Regions from separate parts of the Homo sapiens genome. Here region 2 is linked to region 1. Evidence: read pairs that join two places in POLR2A ChIA-PET (ENCODE). Cell type or tissue: GM12878. All regions are shown on one strand. Links, peaks and the distances in the headings refer to the core of each region. The heading gives the core; the rest is flanking DNA. Region 1 overlaps LIG3 (DNA ligase 3). Region 2 overlaps UNC45B (unc-45 myosin chaperone B).

Evidence for each region. ChIA-PET counts read pairs that join two places held together with the same protein. Peaks named below come from ENCODE experiments on the same cell type or tissue, not always from the same donor. Only the 100,000 strongest peaks of a DNase experiment are listed, where the experiment ranks them.
Region 2: POLR2A ChIA-PET joins it to region 1 with 18 read pairs; 2 of 35 experiments call an interaction of 5 or more read pairs at or near these places.

The regions. Positions count from the first base shown.
Region 1 is chr17:34,995,767-35,004,095 of GRCh38, reverse strand. It overlaps LIG3 (DNA ligase 3), which reads right to left. Exons shown (of 20, transcript NM_013975.4): 10 at 7,901-8,032; 11 at 7,443-7,522; 12 at 6,271-6,358; 13 at 5,800-5,877; 14 at 5,369-5,492; 15 at 4,647-4,789; 16 at 4,240-4,314; 17 at 2,693-2,839; 18 at 1,992-2,187; 19 at 1,307-1,428. Among named protein-coding and RNA genes, the nearest start is that of LIG3, 19 kb to the right of the region's middle. In GM12878, for the core only: a CTCF peak has its summit at 5,721 (motif pointing left); a DNase peak (open chromatin) is centred at 5,685.
Region 2 is chr17:35,181,428-35,189,756 of GRCh38, reverse strand. UNC45B (unc-45 myosin chaperone B) reads right to left here. Exons shown (of 20, transcript NM_001267052.2): 19 at 6,175-6,330; 20 at 414-3,458. The coding sequence ends at 3,198. Among named protein-coding and RNA genes, the nearest start is that of SLC35G3, 8.8 kb to the left of the region's middle. In GM12878, for the core only: no CTCF peak of the experiment used is centred there; a DNase peak (open chromatin) is centred at 3,726; H3K27me3 peaks cover 129 bases.

The DNA.
Region 1 (8,329 bases), core at 34-8,033:
CTGACACGCCCCTCCATCCCTGCCTAGGGGAAAAGGAGAGTGGACAGGCCTCGACATCTGGGACCTGGAGATGGGAAGAGTACATGTGTATAAGAGCCACCCAGTCATGGTGGGCAGGCGGAGCTGGCTCTGACTCAGTGCCCCCAGACTCAGTGATGTCCCCTGAGACCAAGCAGTCTACTCTGTACAACCTGCTAGACTGAGGGGTCAGGAGTCCTGCTTACTACTCTCAATGGGTTCAAGGACTTCAGGCTGGGAAGAGAGAGGGGAAAGGTTTCTACAGGTCTGTTGGGGACCGAGTTCAGGCCTTGTGCTGTGAGACTTCTATGCTTACTCCTGGATGGCGGTGGGGAGCGTGGGGGCGCAATGACATGGGTGTCAATCATATGTTTACTTCTCTATCTGTCCTTTGAGGCATCAGCTCCCCCAGAGTTGAGCCAGTACTAAACCTAGTTCTTGGCATCAGAAAGTGCTCAAAAGAGGCCGGGTATGGTGGCTCAGGCCTGTAATCCCAGCACTTTGGGAGACCAAGGCAGGCGGATCACTTGAGGTCAGGACTTTGGGACCAGCCTGACCAACATGGTGAAATCCCGTCTCTACTAAAAATACAAAAATTAGCCGGGCATGGTGGCACATGCCTATACTCCCAGCTACTCGGGAGGCTGAAGCCGGAGAATCGCTTGAACCTGGGAGGCGGAGGTTGCAGTGAGCGGAGGTTGCAGTGCGCTGTGATTGCACCACTTCACTCCAGCCTAGGCAACAGAGCGAGACTTATCTCAAAAAAAAAAAGAATTGCTCAGGAGATGTTGCCAAACCCAAGACTGACAAGAAAATGTAACAGGGAAAAGGCTCCTCAGGTGGGAGGAGAGTCACCAAGCCAGTGCCCTCTCCCCGACTCGCTGCTTGCTGGACCTGCTTCCACCCTGACCACAAACTCAATGCTGCATTCCCACACCCAGACTGGTCTTTTCCCTTTAATGTAAATTTTGACTTGGGGCCAGCAGCTGAGTGAGTCCCTGCAGTCTCTCCTGGCTAGGCCGGGCTGTTCTATCTCCTGCCTGCTGGCACAGTTCTTCCTCTCTGCTCACTGGCTGGCCGCCTCTGCAAGGCAACAAGAGGACATAGGGTGAGCAGCAGCATTGCTGACCCTGCCCACGACAGAGGAGTGGCTGCAGGCAGGGAAGAGGTTTAGCCGATGTTCCCCAAACACCTTTGCTCATCCTCTTTCAAACTTCTTGTACAGAAGGTTGGGAACACAACCTGGGCTAAACTGGCCCACGTGGTGTGTTGCTGTTTTTACCCTCACCTTTGTTTGGCACAGCGTCTCATCAGCAGCTTTCCGCTTCTCCCCTACTTTCACTGGAGAAGACTTTGTGGCCAGCTTCTCCCCCACCTTCATAGCGGAAGGCTTTGCAGTCTGCATGTTGCCTGCAGGACAGAGAGGAAGCTGGGTGTGGTGGTGCACACCTATAGTCCCAGCTACTCGGGAGGATCAATTCAACTCAGGAGTTCGAGGCTGCAGTGAGCTATGGTCGTGCCACTGCACTCCAGCCTGGATGACAGAGTGAGACCCTGTCTCTAAAAAACATATGATACAAAAGAACTAAGAGGGTAGGGATTGCTGATAATGCTCCCTGAAGTCAGGGGCAGTAATGGGAAGGACCAGGGGCTTTCTCTGCTATGAGCATAGGTGAGAGGGGAGTGAAGAGTTATCAGCTAAGCCCTTTACTCAAAGGTAGCTTATTCCCTGGTCAGACTGGCTGTCCCCAGGGTACTGCTCCATTCAGGTTTGCTGAGCAGATACAGGGTGCCCAGCAGAAGGGTCTCTGGCCCATGGCTGGACACACACCAGGAATGTAGTCTGTGTCCACTGCAGTGGACACAGATAATCATGAGATCTCAGGGCTGGAATGTGAGACTGGGTCCCTGCCCTTGGATCTCTGCCCCTCACACCGCCCTCTTCACCATACCAGCCCCCTCCCTATCCTTACCATCTTTGCTGTTGGAGTTACTCAGCTTCCCTTCTGCTTTCTTGGTACTGGCTGAGGGCTTGCTGGGGGCCTTGCGGGACACAGCAGACCCTGAGGGACCCTTATTCTCTTCACTGCTACCCCCTGTAGTGGAGCTCCCCTCATCTCCAGCCACTACAGTGAAGTCTGCCTTCTCCTTGGACAACTGGTACAGTTCCTGAGGCGGGGAGGGACAATGTCAGAGGGTTTCATTGCCTTCCCAGTCTGGCCTCAGAGGTGGTGTGTGTGGTGTATTTTAGGCGCATATGGGAACAAAGATGTGAGAAAGATAAAGAGCAAGGAAAAGGAGTTGGCTCCCTTGGCACCATTCCAAAGTATGGCCCTATAGCCTGAGTAATCAGGGTACAAATCATTGTTCTCTGTACAGCAAAGCAGGCTTTGCTGGGGCAACAGGAGCAAACTCTTATTCCCCAGACTAAAGGCTGCTCAGTGGGGCCTTGCAAATGCAAGGTTCTCTACTCAGAGATGGAGGGAGAAGGAGGTCTAGTGCTGTGCCCCTGGCCCAGCAGCAGTTTGTCTCCCTCTCTAATTGCCCTCCTTGCTCTGCCTCAGGAGAATGGGGGAAAGGAGAAGACAGAGGACATGTGAATGGTCTAGATGCCCAAGGCTCCAAGGCCTGGACAGTGGGGTGGAGAATACATATACAGCCTAAGAGCTGCTACCTTGAGTTGGGGAAGGTTAGTGGCAGATTTCCAGTCCTTATCATCTCGGATTCGGGTGCAGCGAGGGAATCGGATGGAGATCCCGTCAGCTGTATGAGCCTCCGATTTGGAGAATTCAGCCCCTGTGATCTCCCACACGGCAGCTTTCTGTCAGGAGTAAGCCAGCAGGTCATCACTGGTTAAGAAGATAGTATCAGTGGCCGGGCGTGGTGGCTCAAGCCTGTAATCCCAGCACTTAGGAAGGCTGAGGTGGGCAGATTACTTGAGGTCAGGAGTTTGAGACCAGCCTGGCCAACATGACGCAACCCCGTCTCTACAAAAAATAACAAAAATTAGCCAGGCACGGTGGTGCACGCCTGTAGTCCCAGCTACTCAGAAGGCTGAGGTATGAGAATCGCTTGAACCCAGGAGGCAGAGGTTGCAGTGAGCTGAGATCATGCCACTGCTCTCCAGAACGAGACTGTCTCAAAAAAAGGGAGAAGCAAGTATTGGCCAGGCGCGGTGGCTTGCATCTGTAATCCCAGCACTTTGGGAGGCCAAGGCAGGTGGATCACCTGAGGTCAGGAGTTTGAGACCAGCCTGGCCAACATGGTAAAACCCTATCTCTACTAAAAATGCAAAAATTAGCTGGGGGTGGTGGCACCCCTGTAATCCCAGCTACTTGGGAGACTGAGGTGAGAGAACTGCTTGAACCCAGGAGGCGGAGGCTGCAGTGAGATGAGATCATGCCACTGCACTCCAGCCTGGACAACAGAGTGAGACCCTGTCTCAAAAAAAAAAAAAAAAAAAAAAAAAGTATCTCCCAACCAGCTAGAAGCAATACAGAACAATTAAAACCAAAAAGGCGGCTGGGTGCAGTGGCTCACGCCTGTAATCCCAGCACCCTGGGAGACTGAGGCGGGCAGGTCACCTGAGGTCAAGAGTTCAAGACCAGCCTGACCAACATGGAGAAACCACATCTCTACTAAAAATACAAAATTAGCTGGCCACGGTGGCACATGCCTGTAATCCCAGCTACCTGGGAGGCTGAAGCAGGAGAATCACTTGAACCCGGGAGGCGGAGGTTGTGGTGAGCTGAGATCCCGCTATTGCACTCCAGCCTGGGCAACAAGAGTGAAACTCCGTCTCAAAAACAAAACAAAACAAAAACCAAAAAAGCTTTGGCTAACAGCTGGGAAACTTGGGTCCTAGTTCTGCTGCTGCTGTTGCTGAATAACCTTAGGGAAGTCCTGTTTGTTCTCTAGATCTCTTTCTTGGTCGGTACAAGAAGGGATTGGGCCAGATTACTTCTAGAACACACCCTTTGTGCTGAGGGGATAGGTACTCTCTTCTTCTCTCTCTTTTTTTAAAGCAATTGTATTGCAGAAAGAATTCTATTCAAAATTCCTCAGAGTTGTCTGGTTGTCCCTGTGCCTATCACTCAGCTGGAAATCCAGACCCCTATCCCTGGGTGGACTTTCAGCGAGGTGAGATGGATTCTCTATGGCACTAGAGAACCTGCAAGCTAATTCTATGAGCTGGAGGCCCCCAAGCCACTGGGTTGATACCTTTGGGTCTGGGACGATGAAGTCAGGATAGTAGATCTTGTTGACCTTCAACCAGCTGGGTATTTTGCTGGGGTCCTAGAGGAGAAAAGATGCTACTTTGGGCTGTTCCCAACCTGGAACAAGGCTTAAATCCCTTCTCTTGGTAATGAGATTATAAGAAGCCACTTAAACAGCTGATGTTTGAGCCATGTGATCCTCCCAGCCCAGAGTGGGTATGACCTAGAGGCATGCAAGCCATTTTCCACAAGAAGGCATTCAGAGATTATAAGGCCTAATCCTGCTCCCCTGAGCAAGCTGCAACCCTTCTTTCTGGGGAGACAGAAATACCTGTAGTCCCCAAAGCACAGCCTCTGTCTCAGTGATGGCGGCCAGTCCAGAGGCCATGGCCAACCAGGTCCCTTCCTCACCTTGCTGATCTTCACCATGTCTAGTTCATTCTGCAGGCGGGCAAGCGTGGCATCATCATGGCCTCCTGCACACTTGGTGACTGTGCACCACTTCTGGCTGCCAGGGTCGTAGCAGCCCATGAGGAAGATTGACATCATGCCGCCTGGGAGGGGAGTGTGAGATGAGTGTGGGTTGGAGGAGCCATCTCTGCCAGTCCCAAGAGCCCAGGGCCAGGGAGAGGACCTTGGGTCCTGGCCGTCAGAGTGCCAGAGTTTACCTCTTGGAGCTACCTCTTACTAACTGTGTAATTTTAACCTTTATAAGCCCCAATTTCCTCTTCTGTAAATGAGGGATAATCACACCCAACCTGTTGGGCTCTGGGGCATTGAACTGTGTTGGACACATGATAGATTGCTTAAAAGTATTAGTTCCTCAGACTCCAGCTTCCTTTCCAGTCAGGAAAGAGATTTTGCCTGAGGAGAAAGCTGTCAGGCCCTGACGAAATAATTGGTGGTAAGCGTCCTTCTGCTAGGCTAGCATAGGGTACTCTATTCTGACTTCTCCCTAACCGAGTAAGCAGCTCTGCCTGAGGTGACTCAGGCCAGCTTGGGGCCCTAGATCCTAGGACTTCGGAAGTCATAACTGGCCATGCTGGCAGATCAAGCCAGTAACAAGGCCAGCCTGTACCTCAAGCGGTACCTTCTAAAACAGTACCACCCCAGGGGGCAGAGGCCACCCTGACCTTTGCTCCCTTGCCCATAGAAGGCTCCAAGGACCACCAGGTCAGCTGTGTCGGCCATGGCCCCCTCGTTCAAATAGTCTTTCTTCACTTTCAGCCAGTGCCGCTTCCCAGGCTCATATGTACCCTGAAGGGAAGCAAAAGAGAGACCACAGAATAGAAAGGCAACTCCATGAGGATGGGTTCACCCCTTCACTGCTACACACCAGATCTAGCCCAGTGCCCCTCCCTCAGGGTAAGAGCCCTCAGGCTCCAGGCACTATAGGAGACACACAAAGCAGTCCTCCAGATCCAGGACACATCTGCCCACACTTCCCCAGCAGCCACCCCAACCACTGCAGGCTGCCACCGCCATCTCCTGGTCAGGGCTGGAAAGGCTCAGGGGAGAGGGCTGCGAGTGAGTCGACAGGAGAAGCCAAGCGAGGCCACTTTACCTTCACATCCTTCAGCACCAGCCCCTCCAATCCCTCCTGGATCACCCGGGTTATCATGTCAGCCAAGTCCAAAGCTTTCTGAGGGACAAGAGAGATGCTGAAGTTGGTGTGAGAGTGGAGAAGGTGGTGAGTGAGTGGGGGTTGTTCCTTTTCACACACTAGTTAAGTGTCCACTGGAAACACCCTTACTTGAAATATAAGGGACAAAGGGTTAGAAAGCAGGTTGCTTCTCATCCCAAACAGAGGGCTGCTGTGGCTTTGAAACACAGGAGGCTTACCTAGGAAGGATTTCCATGCCCTACCCTTCTGGGTGAAGACTAGCAGGCAACATATGCAATAGTCAAAGGCCAACATTATCAGGAGGCTCCATAAGACATTAAGATTTATTCTTCCAGTCGCAGTTGACCCAAGGAGTTCTCTGCCCTGCTTTCAAACTTCTAGGACACTGCCTAGCATAGGGTCTTCACTTACTGTGACTCGCTTCATTTCTGAGAACATGATCCGGTTTGGAATTTCAACCATGTTGTCATGAAGAAACTTCCGCCGCTCACACAGAGGTCTGAGGAGAACAGGAGAGCTGAGGTTAGGCCGGGATCCTCCCTCCCTTATTAGGAATTCTGAGGAAGGAAGGGCCACAATGATAAAACTGCTACTTCAAGAAAGGGTTTGCCATGGATCAAAGACCTCATGTGTAACAGTTCTGCTGTCAAGGGCTACAAGGGCTCCATCGTGACCGAAGATGGAAAATTGTGAGCTGTGGCATAGAGCCAGTTCATAGTTGTAGTTCCTAGTTCTACTTCATCAAGCGAGCCAAGGGAGAACTGGCCTGTAGCCCAGATTGTATAAATTCTGGTCCCACTTGAAATACGACTCCAACTCTCATTTTTTATCCCCTGCACCCTGCTTTGCCCCGATCCCAAGGCCAACCCCGGGGTAGGCAGGCTGAGACAGGCCTTGGGACCCAAACCCCAAATCCTACCCCCACCAATTCCTTCCCTCTCTACTTCCTTCTCCTTCCCCAATCAAGGATGTGGCTGTTGCAGGAGGAACAGGGGTAGAGATACATTTCTAAGTGAGGAAAGGGCTGATACTGGTTTCTCAGGCACAAGCATATGGATGCAGCTAAGTCAAGACTGCTAATTCTCTCCAAGATGGTCCCACCCATGGCCTCCCCTATAATCCGGAGCTTCCTGTTGTCAGTCTCTTCTGAAATCAAAACCTCTGAGCTGAAAACCATCTGCCTTATGCCCCCAGGGGTGCCACTGGAGCCCCTAGGGGTGCCATTGGAGAAATAAACTGAAACCCCATATGCTCACAGTCTATTTCTCTGCAATAGTCCATTTTGCTTTAGTAGAGAAACTTCTTTGGGGGTTTGGGTTTCTTCTGTGACTTAAGCTCTCAGAGAAGAGATGGAGTCAACACATGGGCTCTTTCTTACACTGAATGGGGAACTGATCATGTAGCAATTGTGCTTCCTCTCAGCTCCCTCTTGCCATTGCCTTTGGCAAGCTCCTGAGCACAAACGTATGTGCCAGCTGGTTCCCTGTACCCTCCTTTCCAACCTGAAGCCCCCATCTTCCTCACCCAGGAAATGAAAACAGATTCCTGGCAGTTTCTGGGTTTAAAGATGCTAGCCAACTCACCTGTCCATCAAGCTGACATCATTAAAGTAGATACAATCAAAAACAAACAGGCAGACATTAGCATCCTGGAAGGCTGCTTTCTGTAAGGGAAAATGAGGTAGTAGGTACACATAGGACAAAAGTCAGTGTGAAAAAATAAGGAGTACCAGTCCACTTCTGGAGGCCCCCTGAGGCACCGGATGAAAAAGTACTATTTCTGCTCTGAAGCCCCTGGGCCATAAGGGCACTGAGCAGATAGTGCTAAATGGAAACCAACCCAGTTATAAACTGGTTCCCAATACCAGCCCCTTTTTAGGAGAAAAACAAAAGACAAAAATCCAAACCAGAAACAGGTCAGAAGCGAAGAATAAGGGCCACACTAAGGGATATTTCCTCCCTTTTCAGACCGCAGCGTGCACCCACATGTACATACTCACTCACACTCATTCATTCTTGCACATATGGCCCTGAGCTAGTACCTTGTGTACTCCCAGAGTCCCAAAGGGCAGTGGTTTGCCTGTCTTGTTGTCAATCAGAAGCACTTCAGAATCCAAGATCATGCTGTGGCCCCCAGGAAAAGCCTGGGGAATGTAGTCCTTAAAGTGGGCCACCTGAAAGCAGAAGGGGAGCTTTGGTGAGGGATGACATGGCAGCAGGGACCTCAAACCATGCCATGGAGGGCAAAGCCCGGGCCCAGACAGGATATAGAACAACATGTGGAAGGCCCAGCTAATGTGCAAAACATATAGCTAGGCCTTGCGAGCCACCTGGACAAGAGGGAGAGGCCATCTGTTTCAGTACTTCTGTCCGGGCCCAGGAAGAGGTCAACCCATGCTGGGTCACTTTCTATGGGCTGTAGAGAAGGTACAATTTTTGAGGAAAATGGAAGAAACAGATTAAACCTGTCG
Region 2 (8,329 bases), core at 238-8,237, 190 kb before region 1:
AAAACAAAAGAATGGCATTGTTTCTTTCTTAAATGCCTGTAGAATTCACCAGTGAAACTAAATGGGCCTGAGTTTTCTTTGTGGGAAGGCTTTCCTTACCATCGTTGTTGTTATTACAAACGTAATTTCTCCAATAGGTATCATACTATTCAAATTTTCTATTTCTTCTTTTAACAGTTTAGTAAATGGTGTCTCAGACACTTAAACCTCTGTGACTCACAACCTCTGCTAACAAATTGGCAAACATCCCAAATGGAATCAACTTTACCAAAAAGTTAAGCTTCCTCCTTGGTGCTTCCCTTTTTGTTGGTCTCACTGCCTTAATGGCTCTCGGTGCCTTAAACAGATTGTTTAAGTTTTGCCCAGTTTTTCAATTTTTGTATGTCATGGTATTGTTTTGCCACAAGTTACTCTTACTAGGAACAGAAATTCTTTATTATTTACCTTTCACAAATGAGAAGACTAAGAGTCAAAGGGGTTAAATTTTTACAAAATATCCTTTTGGAGATATAAACTTTAAAACTGTATGCTTCTCAAATGGCAAAGGATTAATATGACACAGACCAAGTTCTCTGATAACAACATACTTCAGTTAAAAGTAATAATATAAATGATGAATTTTCCCATTATATGTTGGGAAACTAAGAAACATACCTCTAAGATATTTATAGATTTTCTGTAAGAGAATTGGTTGGAAAAACCTAGAAAGTTGGCAGGTATTGGCTGTTCCTTGCTGTTTTTGGGCAAACTACCTCAATAAAGAGATGATCTCAGGCTAGCATCTGCCTATTTGAAAGCATAGATGAAAAAAAAAAGAAATCTGCAAAGAAGGGCCCTCTTACAAGCAACAATATAAGAGTCTAGGCTGGAAAAGCCAACTACTTATGTAACCTAGGCAGTGGGAAACAAAGGTATTTGTCACAGCTTTTCTTAAAGGCCTCCCATGAAGACTTAGCCAGACAATGGGAGGCAGCCCAGTGGCAAAAATCAGATGAAGGAATTCAGCTTTCCTCTAGATCTTCTTGGACTATTTACAAAATATTCATGTTAAAGAATGTGGTCTCCCAGACTGGGCAACATAGTGAGACCCTGTCTCTACAAAAAAAAATTTTTTAATTACCTGGGGGTGGTGGTGTGTGCCTGTAGTCCCAGCTATTGAGGAGGCTGAAGTAGAAAGATCACTTGAGCCCAGGAGACCAAGGCTGCGGTGAGCCATGACTGCACCACTGCACTGCACTTGAGCCTAGGTTACAGAGCAAGACCCTGTCTCAAAAAAAAAAAAAAAAAAAGTCTCTCCAATCCAAACAAGATGAACTTTATCTAACTGGCCCTGAACGCCACTGGCAGATGTAACCTCATGAGATCAAAACGAGTAAGAGTGTGGCCCTGCCTGTGAAAGAGTTTCCTTTAAAGGAGCTAAATACACCCACTCAAGCCCACATATGAGGAAAGCAGGAAAGAAGAATTTGACAGAGGTCAAATCATGCCATTTATTGTGTATATTTTCAGAAGCACCACACCCTTTTGAATGTTGTCATTCTCTATCATAATAAGGATATGATGAATATAGTTTCCTGCTGTGAAACAAGCCCATGCAAGAGTTAGTTAAAATGTAGGCTGTATGTAAAGACCATTAGTGCAGAAAAGATCTGAGAAATTAAGGTTTTAGTTCTCTAGAGGTACAGCGGGTATTATGTTGGATTTGGCCCATACCGCAACAGTGCAACTCTCTGATAGTCTGTCCCTTTTCCAGCTGATGTCCCAGGCATATGTACACTTACATTTATTACACAACGGAACGTTGTAAATTGTTTTTATCAAGGACCGTAAATCTGAATGTCCCACCCTTTACCCAATGCTGAGATCAGAACTGTTGACCCTTCAATAAACGTAGGTAGAATTGGGACATACTGGAGTGACAGTACTAGATCTTAGCTATCTTAACCATGCTAAAAAGGCAATATTAGCAGAGAGGTTCTGATCTACAGCATATTACTTGTGTCATTCTTTTGTGGCCAAGCCTGACATACAGAATATGTTCTTTGATCTGCCCAGGGTACATTCTTTTGTGGTGGCACACCTCTTCCATTAATACCCCTAATCAGTCCATGTCAATTGGACAGGGATGAAGCTCATTTCTTCCCTAGACTTGTATATATGACCCAGGCCTGGCCAATTAGCATTCCACCTCTGAATATGATTGGTTCATAGATGGAAATGTGACCTGAGACATAGACATATCAGAGTCATCCCTGGGAACTTTGCCGGGTTATTGAGAATGCTCTTCTCTCTTCTATTCCATAATGAACTATAACAACTATGTCACCCTGGGGCTGCTGGGGACTCTCTTTCCTATCACAGGGAGAGAGCCTGCCAGGGAATGAGACAAACCTATAATAAATAAAAGACAAGATATGGGGAGGGGAAATGAGAGAGAGAAAAAGACACATCCATGGTGATGACATTTGAAACTCTGGATCTAACTAACAATGTCAGACCTTCCCTGGGTGGCCAAGATACATGAGCCAATGAATTATTTATTTTTTGTTTGAAGTACTTTGAGTAGATCTTATTTGTATTCATCATGTCCATCTTGCTTGGAAGACTTTCCCAAGCAAATTGCAGAGGTCATGCCCCACTGTTGAACATAAACTCTATTTCCATCACAGTGAAGTGATGGGAATGGGCATGGGACTGGGACAGAGCACTGCAGGTGAAACACACAGTTCTGAACAGACTGATTCAAATAGTGTGGGAGAGAGGTCATGAAAACAGCACAGATCAGCATCCAAATACAACAGCATTAACCTTTATATGCACACACCCGTTAGTTCCTACCTTACCACAAAATCCATTTTCCAAAATATAAAGAACTTCAACCTATTATCCTGGCCTTCAGAATGGGTACAGAAAGAATGATCCAACCTATTTCTAATCATGGGTGAAAATTATTCTGGGAATTTCTGAAACATGACAAATATAAGGAGACAGGAAGCAAGAGAGAGAGTGAAACATCCAAACTCTGTCAGGACAAAGGAGAAGACTCACAACTCAGAGAACAATCAAGTCTTTCCTTTATATTGAGACTTCATTGTCACTGCTATGATCCCTAGATGACCTGACTCTTCAGGAGAACCCAACCAACCCAGGACTCTGCACAGTACAGGACCACTCCCAGCATCCCTGAGGGTCGCTGTCTAAGACACTGGTTTAATGAAACCATAATCCATGCACTTGATGAGACATTCTCGGGCTGTCTGAACCACTTCTGCCTTCTTCTCATCTGGCTCCTGTTTGCCCACCACAGTCAGGATCTCCAGCAGCTCACTCTCCACCAGCTTCTTGGCCAGCTCAGCATCGGCTGCCAGTAGGTTGTAGGCAATGACCAGGCCCCGGTGTTGGACAGACAGCTGGTCGTGCAGGCAAAGCCGCTGGAGGATCTCCAACCACTGGGTTGTCTGGAGGCAGGGAAAAAGGTAAGGAAGGTGCTAGGTTTGAGTGTGTCCCCAGAGTTCATGTGTTGGAAATGTGGTCCCTGGTGTGGCAATGTTAGGAGGTGGGTCCTTTAAGAGGTAATTAGGTCATTAAGAGGAATTAATGTTGCTGTCACAGGAATGTGTTAATTCTTGCAGCAGTGAGTTCTTGCTCTCAAGGGACTAGACTAGTAATCATGAGAGCCACTCACGGCCCCAATTGCCACCTCTTGTGTTTTATCCTTTTCACACACACACACTTCCCCTTCTGCTTCTAAATCATGCTATGACACAGCACAAGACCTTCACCAAAAGCAAATCAGATGACACTGTCTCATCTTGGACTTCCCACCCTCCTGAGCTGTGAACCAAAATGAAGCTCTTTTCTTTTACCTAGTCTGAGGTATTCTGTTATAGCAACAGAAAATGAACAAAAACAAAAGGACTAAAGGAATCAGCATAACTTAGTTATGGTCACGCTACCAACCATATGGCCTCAGCTAAGTTATTTAACCTCTGTAAGCCTCAGGGTCATCTTCTATACCTTCCTCTAACATTGTGGTGATTTAATGAGATGATACATGGAAAGAGCTTAGTATGGAGGCTGGAGCACAGTAAGTGCTCAACAAGTAGAAGTGGATGCAGGGCAAGTACGTGATGATTTAAGACACCAACCCAGGCCAGGTGCGGTGGCTCATGCCTGTAATCCCAGCACTTTGGGAGGCCGAGGCAGGCGGAGCATGAGGTCAGGAGTTTGAGACCAGCCTGGCCAACATGGGGAAACCCCCTCTCTACTAAAAATACAAAAATTAGCCAGGCATGGTGGTGCACGCCTGTAATCCCAGCCACTAGGAAGGCTGAGGCAGGAGAATCGCTTGAACCCAGGAGGTGGAAGTTGCAGTGAGCCAAGATTGTACCACTGCACTCCAGCCTGGGCAAAAGAGCAAGACTGTGTCTCAAAAAAAAATAAAAATAAAAATAAATTAAAAAAAAACACCAATGCAAAGGTTTTCCCTTGGGCTTCTTTGTACCTGTTACCCTCACCTGGCATTTGTCAGCAGGGCTCACTTTCCACAAGCACATGGGTAGACAGACACGGGGGGAAGAAAAGGCAAATTCTTGGCTTTTGAGCATCTAACCCAACTTTTGTAAACTGCACTGAATGTCCTATCCCAAGGAAAGAACATGAAAGCTCAGCTAGCTGTGGCACGGTTCTATGCTGGAAAGTTTCTACGCTGAAGTGTAACTGATAATGGGTCCAGGGCCCATCGCTCCCTGGGATGAGTCACCGAAGGTCAAAGGAAGCAGTGATAGAAACTCAACAAGGATAGGATTCCAGAGCAGGAAGCATAGCCCAGGGCATAGCCCAGATGACATGAGACTGTAGAGATGTCCAGCATCCAACATGGCCATGGGGTGGCACAAAAGATGAGTCTGAGCAGCTTCACAGAGTCCCCAGGAAGCCCCATGTCAGAACAAAAATGCAGCCAAGATGTCTGAGCCCCGCAAGGAAGACCGACAAAGTGGCCAGGAGTGGGTTGGCAATCCTGAAGGGTCCCAATCCCTTCCCAACTAACAGCCTGCGTGGCCTTGGGCTAGTTGCTTTTCTGCACCTCAGTTTCCTCATTTGTAAAATAGGGATGATGACAATAATAATATCCACCTCACACGGTGGTTGGGAGAATTAAATGACTTAATAAATGTAAACACTTAGGGCAACACCTGGCACTCAGTAAGTGCAAGGAGTCACAGAGGGTCCTGTGAGGACCTGCAACAAGAGTTATGTGACCAGTGACACCAGCAGAGGCTGCTCTAGGGCAGCGGTTTCAAAGTGTGGTCTCCAAGCTGTTAGCCTCCCACCCCCAATCTACTAAATCAGAACACGTTGGGAAACTGTTCTAACAAGTTGCCCAGGTGATTCTTACACACATTACAGTTTTGAGAAGCTTGCCTTAGAGAAAGAAGCTGAAGTCCAAAGACCATGCAGGATGAGCTACATTCAGCAGATACACCCTTGCCAGATGCCAGGACAACGTAACCCCCCTTGGAACTTAGAGAACACACCCGCTGATACACACATACCTTACACTGACTATCTAGAAGAGCCTGCCTTTAAAACAGACATGAACACCTTTGAATTGAGATGTCCACATTTTTCACCATGGGGAGAGATGAGTGCCCACAAACTCTTCAGTTTGGTGAAATAAGGAAAGTTTCATTGTGCACTCCCACGTTTGTGACTATACAGATATCATTTCCATTACACCTGCTGCAATGGCCACAGTCTCATAGGAGCTGGTCATTGTGCCCACTTAAGAGAATCTGCAGCTTTTTTGCCAAACCATAAGCTCCTTATGGCATCCCAACCACATCCGTGCTTCTCTTGGGAAGCTCTGGAGCTCCATGGCAGTGGTTAGCATTGCTATTGTTCTTAAGCAATGAGGTATATGCACCACTAAAGGTAATGGGTGAAACTCCAGTGGGAGGGTTTGAGCTAGCACACTTGGGAAGACCAAATAATGAATGTAAGGCACTGAAGTGAATAAACCCTCCTCTCCTTAGGCAGTAGGAACAGAAGCCTGGGGGCTGCGAGGGGTTTCTTTAGGAGTTGGCCTCCCCAGAGGATCATCCAGTGTGGTCTGTGGGTGGGGAGATTCCCTGGAGCCACCCAGCCCGTCCTATCCCCAGGGCCAGCTCTTACCACTTGAGTCATCTTGAGGCACAGTTTCTTGTGTGCTGCTGTCAGCATGGCCAGAGCCCCTGCAGCCGCATTCTGCACCTTATCATCATCCTCCCCGCAGAGCAGCACCACCAGCTTCAGCCGGTCATTCCCGTCAGCCAAGAACCTTTCCTGTACCTGTGGGAGGCAGGAACATGGCTCAGAGAAAACTGTCCCCAATCTGCCCAGCCTGAAGAGGGAAAGATACATCTGAAGTTCTCTGACCCAAGATCTCTTAGAGTTTCCCTTTGAGCAGGTCACTCATGCTACCTCCCCCAAGAAGCCTTCCCTGACTGGTTGAATGAAGGGGCTACAAATTCTTCCAAGTAAAGAAAATAAGGAATTCCCCATCTAGTGTGCTTCACCACCTCTGTTTGCATTCAGCCTCCACACCAGGGGAAGGAGGCAGGCACAGACTCCTGCAGGGTAGATGATGCCTGAGGAACTGTATTTCCCATCCCTTTGGGGAACATTGGAAGGTTTCTCCCATAATGGATGGGCCTTCAGGGTCTTCCATAAAATGATTTTGCAGGGACTGGGGCAGAAGCAGGGAACAATTATGTGGTTTGCTTGGTATTAGAAAGCTACAGTGCCGTCTCCACCAGGTGAGAGATGAGGCTTCCCAACGATCTGAAAACCAGGAGAAGAGCTTCCAGGGGACCAGTGCCCTGATATGTCTCAGAGAGGTATTAACCCCTCACAGCATCTCATCCTCACCCCTCTGCACTACTGTAAAATCTAGGTGGTCAAGTCTCAGCGCATTCTACTGGGCCAGGTTTCCTAGAAGTGGAACTCCAAAAGGGGACCAAGATCACAGCTTCCCAGATGTGACCCTCTACCTGCATCTCCCTGAAGCTGGAGCAGTGGTCATGGGAGGTGAGAGCATGGCAGAGGTCACCATATATCAGAGGGGTCAGCATGGCCCCCTCTCATGGGACACAGCTGCCCTTACATGGACTACATTCCCCCATTTCTCACATCTCGATGTGGTGGTGGCCTAGTTCTCATAGATGGAACATGAGTGGAAGTGATGTGTCACTTTCAGGCACCTCTCCCTCAGTCTGTCTCCCCATTCACCATCAGAATGGAATCCACTCCCAGTGTGGCAGAGGAGAAGACAGTTCTTGATGATCAAAGAAGCCTGGATCCCTGAGTCAGCTTGAAAGTGAGCCACCCGGCCGGGCGCGGTGGCTCACGCCTGTAATCCCAGCACTTTGGGAGGCCAAGGCAGGCAGACCACGAGGTCAGGAGATCAAGACCATCCTAGCTAACATGGTGAAACCCCGTCTCTACTAAAAATACAAAAGATTAGCCAGGGGTGGTGGCACGCGCCTGTAGTCCCAGTTACTCGGGAGGCTGAGGCAGGACAATTGCTTGAACCCAGGAGGCGGAGGTTGCAGTGAGCTAAGATCACACCACTGCACTCTACCCTGGGTGACAGAGCCAGACTCCATCTCAGAAAAAAAAAAAAAAGTGAGCCACCCAATCCAAATAGGACTTTGACATGGTGAGCAAGAAATGAACTTCTATCCTATTGGGACCACTGAACATTTTGACTTGGGTTGTTGCAGCAGCCGGTGCTCCCATAGGAAAGGTTGCCTCCCTCCTCCCATTACCTCTCTCAACCTCTCAGCCTCCCCGCCCATCTCCTTGGACACACTCTCTGTCTCCCCTATGGCTGCCAGGCCCCCAGCCCAGCCTTAGGCCAGTTCCCTGGTAGACCCTGGTAGCTTCATTCCCCCTGACTTTAATATGCTTTTTTTTTTTTTTTTTTGAGATGCAGTCTTGCTTTGTCACCCAGGCTGGAGTGCAGTGGCATGATCTCGGCTCACTGTAACCTCTGCCTCCCAAGTTCAAGTGATTCTCATGTCTCAGGCTCCCGAGTAGCTGGGATTACAAGCACCCACCACCATGCCTGGCTAATGTTTGTACTTTTAGTAGAGACAGGGTTTTGCCATGTTGGCCAGGCTGGTCTCGAATTCCTGACTTCAAGTGACGCATCCACCTCAGCCTCCCAAAATGTTGGGATTGCAGACATGAGCCACCATACCTGGCCTTTAATCGGCTTTAATGGGTTAGGTTTTCCCCTATAACAGTGAGAAGGTCTAAGGTTCAGGTGTTGAGGGTAAACAGACTG